Linked DNA regions of Homo sapiens: region 1 is linked to region 2. The links are chromatin contacts, found by Hi-C or POLR2A ChIA-PET in ENCODE. All regions are on one chromosome and are shown on one strand. The core of a region is the stretch at or near the end of the contact, and the rest is flanking DNA. Distances in the headings are between cores, read along the strand shown.

What was found. A loop is a pair of places that touch in the nucleus more often than their neighbours do. ChIA-PET counts read pairs that join two places held with the same protein, here RNA polymerase II (POLR2A). Pooled maps may share reads with other maps.
Region 1: a pooled map shows a loop between it and region 2 (5-fold over the local background). The contact joins two enhancer-like sites. A Hi-C loop is called at or near these places in 2 of 168 maps with a recorded cell type or tissue (both naive thymus-derived CD4-positive, alpha-beta T cell), 21 of 37 single-sample maps with no recorded cell type and 16 of 50 pooled maps. POLR2A ChIA-PET finds 5 or more read pairs at or near these places in 7 of 52 experiments (CD4-positive, alpha-beta memory T cell, MCF 10A, Panc1 and 4 more).

The regions. Positions count from the first base shown.
Region 1 is chr5:143,340,365-143,346,510 of GRCh38, reverse strand. All of the region lies in intron 2 of NR3C1 (nuclear receptor subfamily 3 group C member 1), which reads left to right. Among named protein-coding and RNA genes, the nearest start is that of NR3C1, 60 kb to the left of the region's middle. Within about 2 kb of position 4,555, at least 2 of the 41 ENCODE cell types and tissues checked have a DNase peak (open chromatin) inside an H3K27ac peak, as active enhancers do.
Region 2 is chr5:143,004,432-143,010,447 of GRCh38, reverse strand. The region is part of intron 11 of ARHGAP26 (Rho GTPase activating protein 26); the gene reads right to left. Among named protein-coding and RNA genes, the nearest start is that of ARHGAP26-AS1, 140 kb to the right of the region's middle. RefSeq lists an enhancer at 494-1,693. Within about 2 kb of position 1,252, at least 8 of the 41 ENCODE cell types and tissues checked have a DNase peak (open chromatin) inside an H3K27ac peak, as active enhancers do.

The DNA of each region.
Region 1 (6,146 bases), core at 3,306-5,805, 330 kb before region 2:
CTTTGTCAAAATAAAGTATCAATGAAAAATGAAAAAATCATAAACTATGTTCAGGCCAAACTGATACTGACTTTGTTAAAAGGCTAGATAGAAATCTGTTTTCCTCTTCTGTTACATCTCCTCTTCTGGAGACCACTCTGTGTGGACTGAAGGTTTGAGATCCTAGGACCTAGGCTAGAACAGATTAGGAGATTGTGCTGTATGTTAAGTGGCAGATACCATGGAATTCTAAGCCTGTTACGAAGGAGGAGAAGAAGAGGCACAATGACCCTGACACAGCCCCTGGGTTGACCACAGCAGATATCTCACTTGAGCAAGTAGATATCATCTCAATTGCTTGCTGATTATCTCTAACTTGTCAGTAACTTACTTTGATAACCTAGATTTAGGAGTCTGACAGCATGCAGTGTATGCCTCATAATAATCTGCTGTTTATGAAAGTCATAACATTGTATGTTTAGCATAATGGTGAAGAGCCTGCCATCTGGAATGGTCTACTTATTTGGGATCCACATACAGTAAGCTCTCACTTAACATCATCAGTAGGTTCTTGGAAACTGTGACCTTAAGCAAAACAACCTCTAATGAAACCAATTTTACCACAGGCTAATTGATATAAACAAGAGTTAAGTTCCTGTGGCATATTTCTGGTCACAAAAACATCACTAAACTTCTAAATAAAGACCCAAAACACTTATAATATTAACCACTGAAATAAATGTGAGCTATATATATACATTTAAGAATAATAAAAACAAAAAATAATTATTTACCCAATTTTTGGTGAACCAGTGAGTGATAGTGATCATAGTGATGGTGGATGAAATCAAGGAATAAATATTTGCAAAGTGAAAATTGTAAGAAGCACCCCCTGTCACCACATAGCTCAGAAATAATAATTAGGGCAGGCTTGCTGAGCATTTTTAAACTGCACTGTTTATTGTCATGCATTTGAATGATTATCGCAGACTTTATGAATTTTCATTTTATATTAATTTGTAGGCCAGGCACAGTGGCTCACGTCTGTAATCCCGGCACTTTGGGAGGCCAAGGCAGGCGGGTCACTGGAGGTCAGGAGTTCAACACCAGCCTGACCAACATGGGGAATCCCCATCTCTACTAAAAATACAAAAATTAGCCAGGTGTGGTGGTACACACCTGTAATCCCAGCTATTTGGGAGGCTGAGGCAGGAGAATTGCTTGAACCTGGGAGGTGGAGGTTGCAGTAAGCCGAGATTGTGCCCCTGCACTCCGGCCTGGTGACAGAGCTAGACTCTGTCTCAAAAAACAATAATAATAATTTGTATTCATTCATTTTCCAATGTGTTCATTCCAGTTCAGGGTCCAGGGGGCCTGCAGCTTATACTCATAGCTCAGAGCAACTGACCCTATAGACAGGACGCCACCCCATTGTAGGGTGCACTCAAATGCACACTCACACTCAAACTGGGACCCTTCAGACATGCCAGTTACCGTATCACACACAGCTTCGGGATGTGGGAGGAAAGCGAAGTATCTGGAGAAAAACTACACAGACATGGGAAGAACGAGCCAACTCTACACAGACAGTGGCCCTGGACAGAGCTGGGCAGGCATCAGTTTTTTTTCTTTTTTTTGTGGGGGGTGAGGGTGGGGCATGGAGTCTCACTCTGTCACCCAGGCTGGATTGCAGTGCAGTGGTGTGATCTCAGCTCACTACAACCTCCACCTCCCGGGTTCAAGAGTTTCTCCTGCCTCAGCCTCCCAAGTAGCTGGGATTACAGGCGCCCGCCACCACACCTGGCTAATTTTTGTATTTTTAGTAGAGACAAGGTTTCACCATGTTGGCCAAGCTGGTCTGGAACTCCTGACCTCAGGTGATCCACCCGCCTTGGCCTCCCAAAGTGATGGGATTACAGGCGTGAGCTACCGCGCCCAGTCAGCATCATTTTTTTTTTCTCATCAACGTTAAAACAATGTTGAACAAAACATTATTCAAAGACCTGCCGTATGGCTATTTTCTAGTTGTGTGACTTTCTTTGGGAAAGTTAGCAACCCTTTCTGAGCTTAAATGTCCTCATTCATAAAATGGGGCTAGTAATAATGCATAAGGTTTTTGTAAGAATTAGAATTAATAAAGTACTTAGACCATAATAACTAATTAGTATTAGTTGTTGTCTTTGCTATTATTTTGATGTGGTGGTTGTTTGGTTTCACCTGTGTACTATCAGGACATGCTGAAATAAAATTTAAGAATTGGCTTTATAATATTAGAAAAGCAAACTTTTGTACGATATGGGTATGAAAAATTGTTGGGAGTCTACTTTTTCTCTCTTACCTAATTTGTCTTAGTCTTTTTAAAGCTTAGATTTTCCAAATGAGCCATAGCAAAATATAATGTTTAAAAATGTTTAAATTCTAAGCACTATGTCATAGTTAAATAACTTAAAGGTGCTACATCTTATACAGTCCAAAAGGAACATAATTAGTAAAATTCTACAATTTAGAAAAAAAAATAGCTGACAGTGACTGATTTATAAAAGTAAAATATCTTTTGTTAATACTAATATTCTTTTTATAAATTAATTGATGACAAAAAATTGAGTGAATGAGATTTGCAGTTCATTTATCTATGATGCTGGTTTATTTAATCTCTATAATTTGCTGTATTTGAAAGAGCATAGTGATAGAGGTCATGATAAAATCTAGGCCCAGTGCCACAACTAAATCCCTGTAGGAACTCTCAAGGTTTTGATTTCATCTCTGAATGGGAATAACACCTTCCAAGAATATTATGAAGATTAAAAAGTTACGTATCATAAATACACACAGAGTAACAATACTGGGAATATTGCAACTTGTAAGAAAGAGGAAGCATATGGCATATTCTGATGGTTAGGGATATGGACTCTGTAGCTGGGATGCCTGAAAGAGAACTCTGACTCCACTAATGGCTAGTTATATGAAATTGTGCAGATAATTTAACTTCTCTGAGTTTGCATTTTTCTTTGTCTATATAATGGGGATAATAATAGTACCTACCTCACACATAGTGTTAATTTCTATTAGTGGTTCTCATTAAGATAGTATTGTTGTTCATCCCTGGTTGTTAGCCATCATGTATCTGAGTTAGAGAGTCATTGATTTTAGAAAGTCCCGAGGAGACTATCAGGTCAAGCAACCTGCCTCCTGCTAGACAATTAGCTTTATCCATGAGTTACCAAAGAGGGAGCCGAAACCCAGGGAAGCTGAAAGAGCTGTTGATTGTCACCCTGTGAGTTGGTGATAGAAAGATATCTGGAATCCCAGTAGTTGCCCATTTCCTAGTTCTGGGCTCTGCATTGCACTAGAATACTGTGCCATTCTAAATATGAAAAGGCAGTATGACCATTGTGCTTGTCACTTTCCATTCCCTAGATGCTATCTTATATTTGTCCTTATGAAATTTAACCTGTGACTTTCAGATCACTTAGAACCTTGGTTGGACAGTGTTTTCTAGTGTTATTTAGTATATTTTTTTGTCATCTTCTGTTGTCTTTGGGTTCCCCTAAAAGAGCTATACTCTGGGTGCCAGGAAACTTCACACATGACTGTCTTCTCTTCCTCGACTTCCCTCTCTACTTACCTTTCCAGCTCGTAGCAAATCAGAAGACTTCTCTGACACCTCTCTATGTCTAAAGGTCCTTTGATATTCTCACATGGCGGCATGAATCACAGTGTATTTTAACTGGCCTTTTCCTTGTATGTCTCCTACAATGAGCTGTTGAAGCTTCATGAAAACACAATCTGTTTTACTCAGGGCAGTTATAATTCCAATTACAAAGCACATTTCCTGGCTCCTGGCTAGGAACTCGATCATTTTTCGATGCTTCCTTGCTCAGGACTTTCTGATTCCTTCTTAAAACATTTTGGGGCATCTCCTTCTCCTGGTTTTTGGAAACATATTCTCATACTGCTATGAAGGTTTTTACTGACATTTCCAACTTCTCTTAAATTGATTCAGCAAATGTTTTTCCATAATAAATGTCATTGATATGTCATCAATATGGAGAGCAACAACAGAATGCATTGAGTAAACTCCTCCCCTGGAGGTCTGAGAATCTAGATTCCAGTTCTCACAGAGCCACCACCTTGGTGACCTTGGACAGTAGACCTTCTAAGCCTCAGTTTCCTTATCCCTTAAGTGGGGATATTAATAGAACCCATTCTCAGAGATGTTGCCAAGATTAAAATAACCAAGATAATTCCTGTAGATGATTTGGCATAGTGCCTGCCACGTACTAAGCAAGAGTTAGCCTCCGTCATTATAGTATGATCATAAAAAATGAACAGACTAAACGAAGTAACCAGAAGGAAAGAAATTTTAATTCTTAAAATGTAATAGTTTCTTGGTTTTTTTTTTTCTGTGAAACACCTGCATGGCACCTTTTTGTTATTCATACTGTTTTGACTGTGGCTGTCGTAGATTCTTGTTGAAAGTCTGAGAGACTGAGACTTGTCATTTTGAACATGGCATCAGTGGAACAGCTTATGATTCAATAATTGCATCATCCTGGACAAGCACCAGTAGAAGTGAGTCAGGACATGTGATAAAAAGACATTCATTTTGCCCCTCCTCCCTCTCTGTATTTTCTTTGCTATAAAATTATTGATGTTAAGCCCATAGTACTAATATTTCAGTTCAATTCATAATAAAATTTGAGGGCATTTGAATATATTATCTGTTGTAAATTATAATTTTATATTTGACCACAGAGTATTTGAAGTGGGTCTTTTCTTTCCCCAAAATTCTATTTTAATAACTAAAAAATATTCTTAGGAGAAGTATTATTTAAGAACAGGTTTATATTAAATAACATCATTTCACTTTCAACTTTCTGGTGGTCAAAAAATATGCTAATACTAATTAGGATATGATACACATGTTCTGTTAGAACAGTTTTGGCAGTTAGAAGACTTCTCTTCTTGTGTTTGAAAGGGATGTTACTTGGGGTAGTTATGAGCCATGTATCCAGATGTCCTGAAAGGACCAGTGGTAGATGTATTTCTATTTTTGTCTTTTCTTTTTTCTTTCTGGCATTCTAGTTGCTGAGTGACTGACTTTTGTTTTCAGCTCTTCTCACAATCACCATTGTTCTAATAACTTTGCTTAAATAGAATGTCTCCTTTTGCTATAAGCCATGGGGCCATTTACCGTTAATTTTTTAAAGTACTGAAATGAGAACCTCATAAATTAAAGAACACTCCTGATTCTGAGTTAGCAGATCCTACTAAGCCTTTTGCAGATGGAAATTTCCTTTAAATTGGTTTGTTTTCCTTTAACATTCCATTATCCTATTGTTCATTCTTTGGAGCTGTGATTTGTTTAATATATTTCAGGCTTCTTAATAAATCAAGTCATGTAAGTTATTATTTGGATCATTTCGAAACTACAACAGCTTATCAAACCTCTGAAAGAAGAATTTTGTGTTTGCCCACAGACTGAAGAACTGATTCAGTTTTATTGGCTGAGCTACCTTCATTATTCATATTTAATTCCTGGTACTGAGGGTGGGAGGAGGGAGAGGAGCAGAAAAGATACAACTATTGGGTACTGGGCCTAATATCTGGGTGATGAAATAATATGTACAACAAGCCCCCGTGACATGTGTTTACCTATTTAACGAACCCTCACATGTATCCCCAAGCCTAAAAGTTTAAAAATATATATTTGGTAAATCAATTGATGTGTTTTAAAAAATATCGCCTTTTGGCCGGGTGTGGTGGCCCATGTCTGTAACCCCAGCACTTTGGGAGGCCAAGCCGGGCGGATCACGAGGTCAGGAGTTCAAGACCAGCCTGGCCAACATGGTGAAACCCTGTCTCTACTAAAAATACAAAAAATAGCTGGGCGTGGTGGCGCGCACCTGTAATCCCAGCTACTCGGGAGGCTGAGGCAGGGGAATCTCTTCAACCCAGGAGGCGGAGGTTGCAGTGAGCCAAGATTGTGCCATTGGACTCCAGCCTGGGCGACAGAGCGAGACTCTGTCTCAAAAAAAAAAAAAAAAAAAAAAAATCATCTTTAAAGAGATAACTAACCCTTCCCCAGAAGGCAGGGCCAAAGTCTAAGGTTCTTCCAGGTCCTTTGTATTCCCTATAAATTTTAGAGTCAGCCTGTCAATTTCTAT
Region 2 (6,016 bases), core at 3-2,502:
CTAGCACTTACCAAGCACCACACATGGCAACATCTAATCCTTGCAACCACCATATGGATGAGGTCTAGTATTATTCACATTTTAGAGATATGGAACCTGAGACCCAGAGTGGTTACACAGTTTGTCTAAGGACACAGAGCTGGTCAGTGGTGTACTATTCTATCTTGCCTCTAAAAGGATGTTCCAATACCCTTTTACCTTTCTAGGCAGTGGCAAATGTATATCACTACCAAGTCACTCCAGTGGTTGGTATTATGGTTCATAAATACCTTCTATACTGACAGAAGCAAAGAGCATGCAATTCACCCTTTAGAAATGGTCAGTCTGCTCTGGGCTATCCTTCTTCTACAGATCTCACAGTTGCCCACTAGCATCAGACTGAGGTTCAGAGGCAAGAGCAATGTCCTGAAAGATCACTTTGACCATAGCTTTGTCTTATGATTAGCAATCTCAAATTTATATGCTTTCAGGTAAGCCTCTTGAGAGCATCTACCTTAATACAATAGAACTCAACTCTCCAGGAGCAACCCAAGCGGACAAGGGGCACTAAATGCCTGATCTGTGGCTCCTCAGAAGACTGAAACAGTTAATGCACCTTCAACAACCCAACTGAAGCTAAGCTCTATCTGAGTACTCTAAAACTTGGGAACATTATCTCCTTTGGGTTTCTATACTTTGATGTAGGTATAGTCTAGTTTCTACTGACCATTGTATATGAAGATTTGTTAAAGATCCGTGCCAACAAGTATCTATTTTCAAGTATATGCTTCTGAAGAAGAGAAATTACATGTGTTTACTTTATCTTATCACGGTCCATCTAAGAATCATTAAAGAATAATTATGACAGATAGAAATTAATAATGATGATGATGACAAAACCCCTGCCATGTGCCAGACATCATGCCAAGCATTCTGTGTGCATTGTCTTATTCGGTTCTCATACCAGCCTAATTATTCCTTTCACAGAGATGAGAAAACTGAGGCATTAGAGAAGTTAGGTCACATGGCCAAGGTCAGACAGCTGGAAATGGGCAGAGTCCAGACAGGAACTCCCACGGTCTGTCTCCAGAGCCCAAGCACTTAACCACTAACCACATGATCAATAAGTCATTGTGATGACGATGATGACAATGACGACGATGATGATGCTGACGATGATAAAGGTGAGATGTTGTGGGCAGCTGGGCAGGTGAATCACCGGAAGGAAGAACTTGCCCTGAGTCAGAAAGAAAATGAAACTGGGAACAGCCTTCTGATTCTAGCCTGGAGTATTTACCACCAACCCATGCAACCAGCTGGCATCTAGTATAGAAGTAACACTTCATATTCTCTCTGAACCACAGGGTTCGATCCTGACGATAAACACCAGGGGGGGAGAGTAGCTCTTTGATACAAATCACAGGGCACTGCAATTCTGAGTCCTTACCCAGAAGCTGCAATGAAAGTACAATTTAATAAATCAAAGGAGGGCGAGGAAAGCCTTCATATGCTTCCTCTGCACCAAGATGTGATTTTGCAATAAATTCTGTTCACTGCTGAGCCAGTTCAGTTTACATGTCCCTACAGAATTAACAGAGAATACACAGAGTCATCTGGATTCCCAGAATTTTTCTATGAGTACCTTTATTACCATTATCCAAGCCATACTGAGAAAACAGAGAGGCTTGTTTTTCAAATGTAGATATTAAAGACATAAGTAAAGCAAAAATTTGACAAAACAATCTAACTTTTCCCTTTCACACACAGCTGCATTAGAGCTTAGCCATACCACACTTTGGATCAAAATCTGGACAAAATAAAGATGCTGGGGAAATAGGTTCATAAGGAAATTTGTTTAAAACTGATGCTCCTCTCTAAACTGCACCATCTTTACCCAAATGCACATCCAAACTCTATGATCCCCTGAGGTTTTCTCCAAGTCTCCTCCCACCTGGCTGTTCCCCTGATGTACCAATGTGGAGACACACTGAATAAGGCAATGTGTCAACATCTTAAAACAACAGGCTGGTTCTACACCATCGAATATCATCTCATCTCCTCTGCATGACAAAGTGGGTCCACCATCACTAGAATCAAAACAGCTTGCTCTTTTGAATTGTGTCTGTCAGTGGCGACAGATTTGTAGTAATCTACTGCTTAGGTTCAAAGTCCAACTTTACTGTTTATTGGCTAACATGCACATCAGTTATCATCCCTAGACCTCAGTCTTGCCATCTGAAAAAGGGGGATAGTAACACTCTCCACCACTTAGGATTGTTGTAATAATTAAATGGAATCATAGATATACAATATTCAACACAGCACTGAATGTAAATTCTATGGCCTATTGAACATTCTATAAGGATTAACTTTCATCTTCATCACTGTCATTTTCCTCCTTCCTTCTCTTCCCACTTTGTGTTTAAAAAAACAAAACAAAAAGCCTCTTCTGGTGATGGAAATGTATCCCCTATGGGATAAATGGCTAAGGATGGGAAATGTCATTTGAGGGACCCTGTGGCATTGGTCTTGTTGGCAATGTAATATAACCAACTGAAACTAATTAAGAGATGAAGGGAAAGGAAAGGAGACAATCTAAGGTCAACGTTTAAATCAATGGTTCTTAATCTTTTTTAAAACAGCAATCAAACATAAAAATAGCCACCTGCCACCAACCACTTTTTCACTATCAATTATGTGCCAAACACCATACTAAGCGTTTAAACGAATGATTTTATTTCATCCTCAAGCCTATGGGGTACTACACCTGCCTCTATTTCATAGCATCATATGGGTTAATTAACTTTCCAAAGGTTACATACTAGCAAATTACAGAGCCAGGATTCGATTTAGGCAGAGCACAGTAGAGTCTGTACTCAGCCACAACTTCATACAACTTCTCCACCCAGTCCTGCTTTCCAGAGGAAAAACAGCCTGCCAATTAACAAAGAACTCAAAAGAGGCTAAGCAGTAATTAAAATGGCAACAATGCAACCATTATGTAATAACAAAATTTCCACCCAATTTAAGCATAACAGGAATTCTACAAACTTCCAATTAATACAAGTGTGGCAGTAATTAAAAACCACAACCAGCTTGAGACATTTTAGGATGCCCAAAAAACAACCCTCCTAAAACCTATCAGCACATACAGAGAGAACTGGCCAGGGTTGCCAAAGACTCTGTGGCAGATTTCTCAGTTGAACACATTAGAATGCTCGGCAAACACTAATACAGGCTAAATTTAGGAACTTTTTTTTTTTTTTTTTTTTTTCGGAGACAGAGTCTTGCTGTCAACCAGGCTGGAGTGCAGTGGTGCGATCTCGGCTCACTGCAACTTCTGCCTCCTGGGTTCAAGCGATTCACCTGTCTCCTGAGCAGCTGGGACTACAGGCCACACCTGGCTAATTTTTTGTATTTTAGTAGAGATGGGGTTTCACCGAACTCCTGAGCTCAGGCAATCCACCCGCCTCGGCCTCCCAAAGTGCTAGGATTACAGGCATGAGCCACTGTGCCCAGGCTTAGGAACTTTTAATAACACCCCTGAGAAGTTACTGTAAGACACCCTTAGTCTGTGGAATGCCACCCATGAATGGACATGATTTTTCTAGATCAGGACTTCTCTTTTCACCCATGGGCCACAGGCCACACTTGGAAAAGCTTTTGGGAAGGAATTGTTTGAATCTGAAGCATGAATAGCCTGGAGTAAATAAGGATGTGTCTCAACTCAAGGGGTCAGAGCCAGGGAGCCAGCTATTGGTTCTTCCTCCTCCTCCCATCAGAAATGTGACTCTCATCACCATGGTCTGAGTGGTGAAATGTGCTCAGTGGAGCAAAAATAAGATGGCTGTTGCTACTTTTCTGTTTCTCAGCTGACAATACTCTGCCAGGCTTTCCCTTTCCACTGCTACCACTGTTGTACTTGCTGTCTTAGGGAGGCTCCCTCAAATGTGAAACCAATAAAAATATAGTTGATGGCACTTCCCAAAGACCGATTCCTGAACCAATGTCAAGACCTTGCTCTTACCCTGTAGAATTATACATAAAGGGGGTTCAGTAACTAGCACATAGCCAGCCACTCAGAAAGTACTGATTGGATAAATAGAGAGCATAAGAGAGAAACTGCAATTAAAAAAAAAAAAAAAAAAAAAAGAAAAAACACTAAAGGTGGAGTTGGTGAGGACAATGCATTGGCCAGACAGAAAAGGAAAGCTAGATGTGTGCTCAGGTGTCCAGGTGACCGCTTTGTTCTCCCCAACACCTGGCAAATTCTCTATGAATCTTTCTTACAAGGGAGTGGAAACAGACAATTCAGGCCTTCCTAAGAGAAAACAGGATACAGATTTATCTTATTTGGCTTAACTCAAGGCTATCAAAATCCCTCACATAGCCATTTATTTTCTATGTTCCACCCCTGTGTGTTAGCTCTACATCCACCAGGTGACAACGAATGCTTCTAATAGTTTTGAAGCCTATGGTACCACTGGGGAGTTCTGAAATAAGGGCTAAGAAAGGGGTTCTGTACCTGTTGGTGCCGAGTCCCTTCCCCTACACAATCAGAGGCATCTCAAGACTAGGCAGTCTCTTAGAAAATGGCCCAATAAAAAGTGACCAAATGGCTGTGCTCCTACAGCCATCCAAAAGACAGAGTCTTTTAACAGCCCCGGAAGCGTTCTTGCTGGTGAATAAAAACTGCTGCTTGCTGTTCAAAACATGATTACAACAATGATGATGAATAGAAAAATAAACTTTCTTTTCCATTAGTTCAAGCATTGCCTGTTGCTTTGTACCTTGTGGATATAAGCAACTTATCTCTTAGTATTATTCCTCAGTAACATTGGGGGAAAAAAGTGCTCTGGACACCCGTGAATACTACTGTTCAACATCCATGCACCTCTTTTTCCAGGGATACCACCCTCATTTTCCTTGGGGAGCCACCTCCCTGCCAAGGCAAGTTCATATGGTTTGGGTGGGGCTGATCCCAACTCCATCTTCAGGTTTGTTGCATGTGATCCAGACTATGCATCCTACTGCACATATGATTGGCCCAAGCCAAACTCAGCCGATGACACTCACTCATTTTTTATTACAACTATGGGAAATGAGGCCTTGTGTTGCTAGGAAAACAGGATGCATACCTGAAGCTTTTGAGGCCAACTTCGGCTACCACACAGGCAAAGCCTTGAGCAGAAAAGGTCAAACAAAGAAATGCAGGGCCATGAATGAAGGGACATGGGATTCTGATGGTATCATTTGAGCCCTTTTATCTTAACATATCAGAAGCTCATCCCTGCTCTTTCTATAGTATATCAATAACATACTTTTTATTTTTTAGTTGTGTTTCTGTTGCTCACAGACAAGGGTTGTGGTAATTTTTTTTTTAAGTGCATGACAGAAAAGCCTACTTGTGCTTTATAGGGAACTCTAGAGTGAAGGAGAAAAATGTGCAACAAAGTTGAACGAGAAACTGTGCTGTCATCCTTGAATTTCCCATTCCTTCTACCTCACATATCCAATCAGTTCCTAGTTGTATCACTTCTATTACTTTCATATGTCTTGAACCTATTCCTCATCCCCACTTCTTCTTCTATTGCCCAAGGTCAGATTGTTTTTGCCTTCTCACCTAGACCTTGACATTGGCTATATCCTGGTTCTTGTTGGCTCCACCCTCTGGCTCTGCTCACTTGCTCTGCAAGATGTGTTTCCCTAAACCACAGTGTTGGTTGGAGAAGAGAAGGCTTCAAAACATCACAATACCAGTCTTCAGATTCTCAAAGGGCAGTGATGTGACAAAGGGGAAATCTTATTGTGCTGAACAGAGATGAAGGTCAGGGTGGAGTCCCCAGGAAGGCAGATTTCAGCCGAACATAAATGACTGACAGGAGCTCTTCATGGTCCACTAAAGCAGGAGGCTGACCCAGCATCCTCTTACACACAGACCTAAGCCCCCTTCTGTCTAGAAGGCATCCCGGGCATTCCTGGGCTGATTAATTTCGCTGCATTTGGGGTTTAATCATTGTCAGCCTAACCCTTTCAC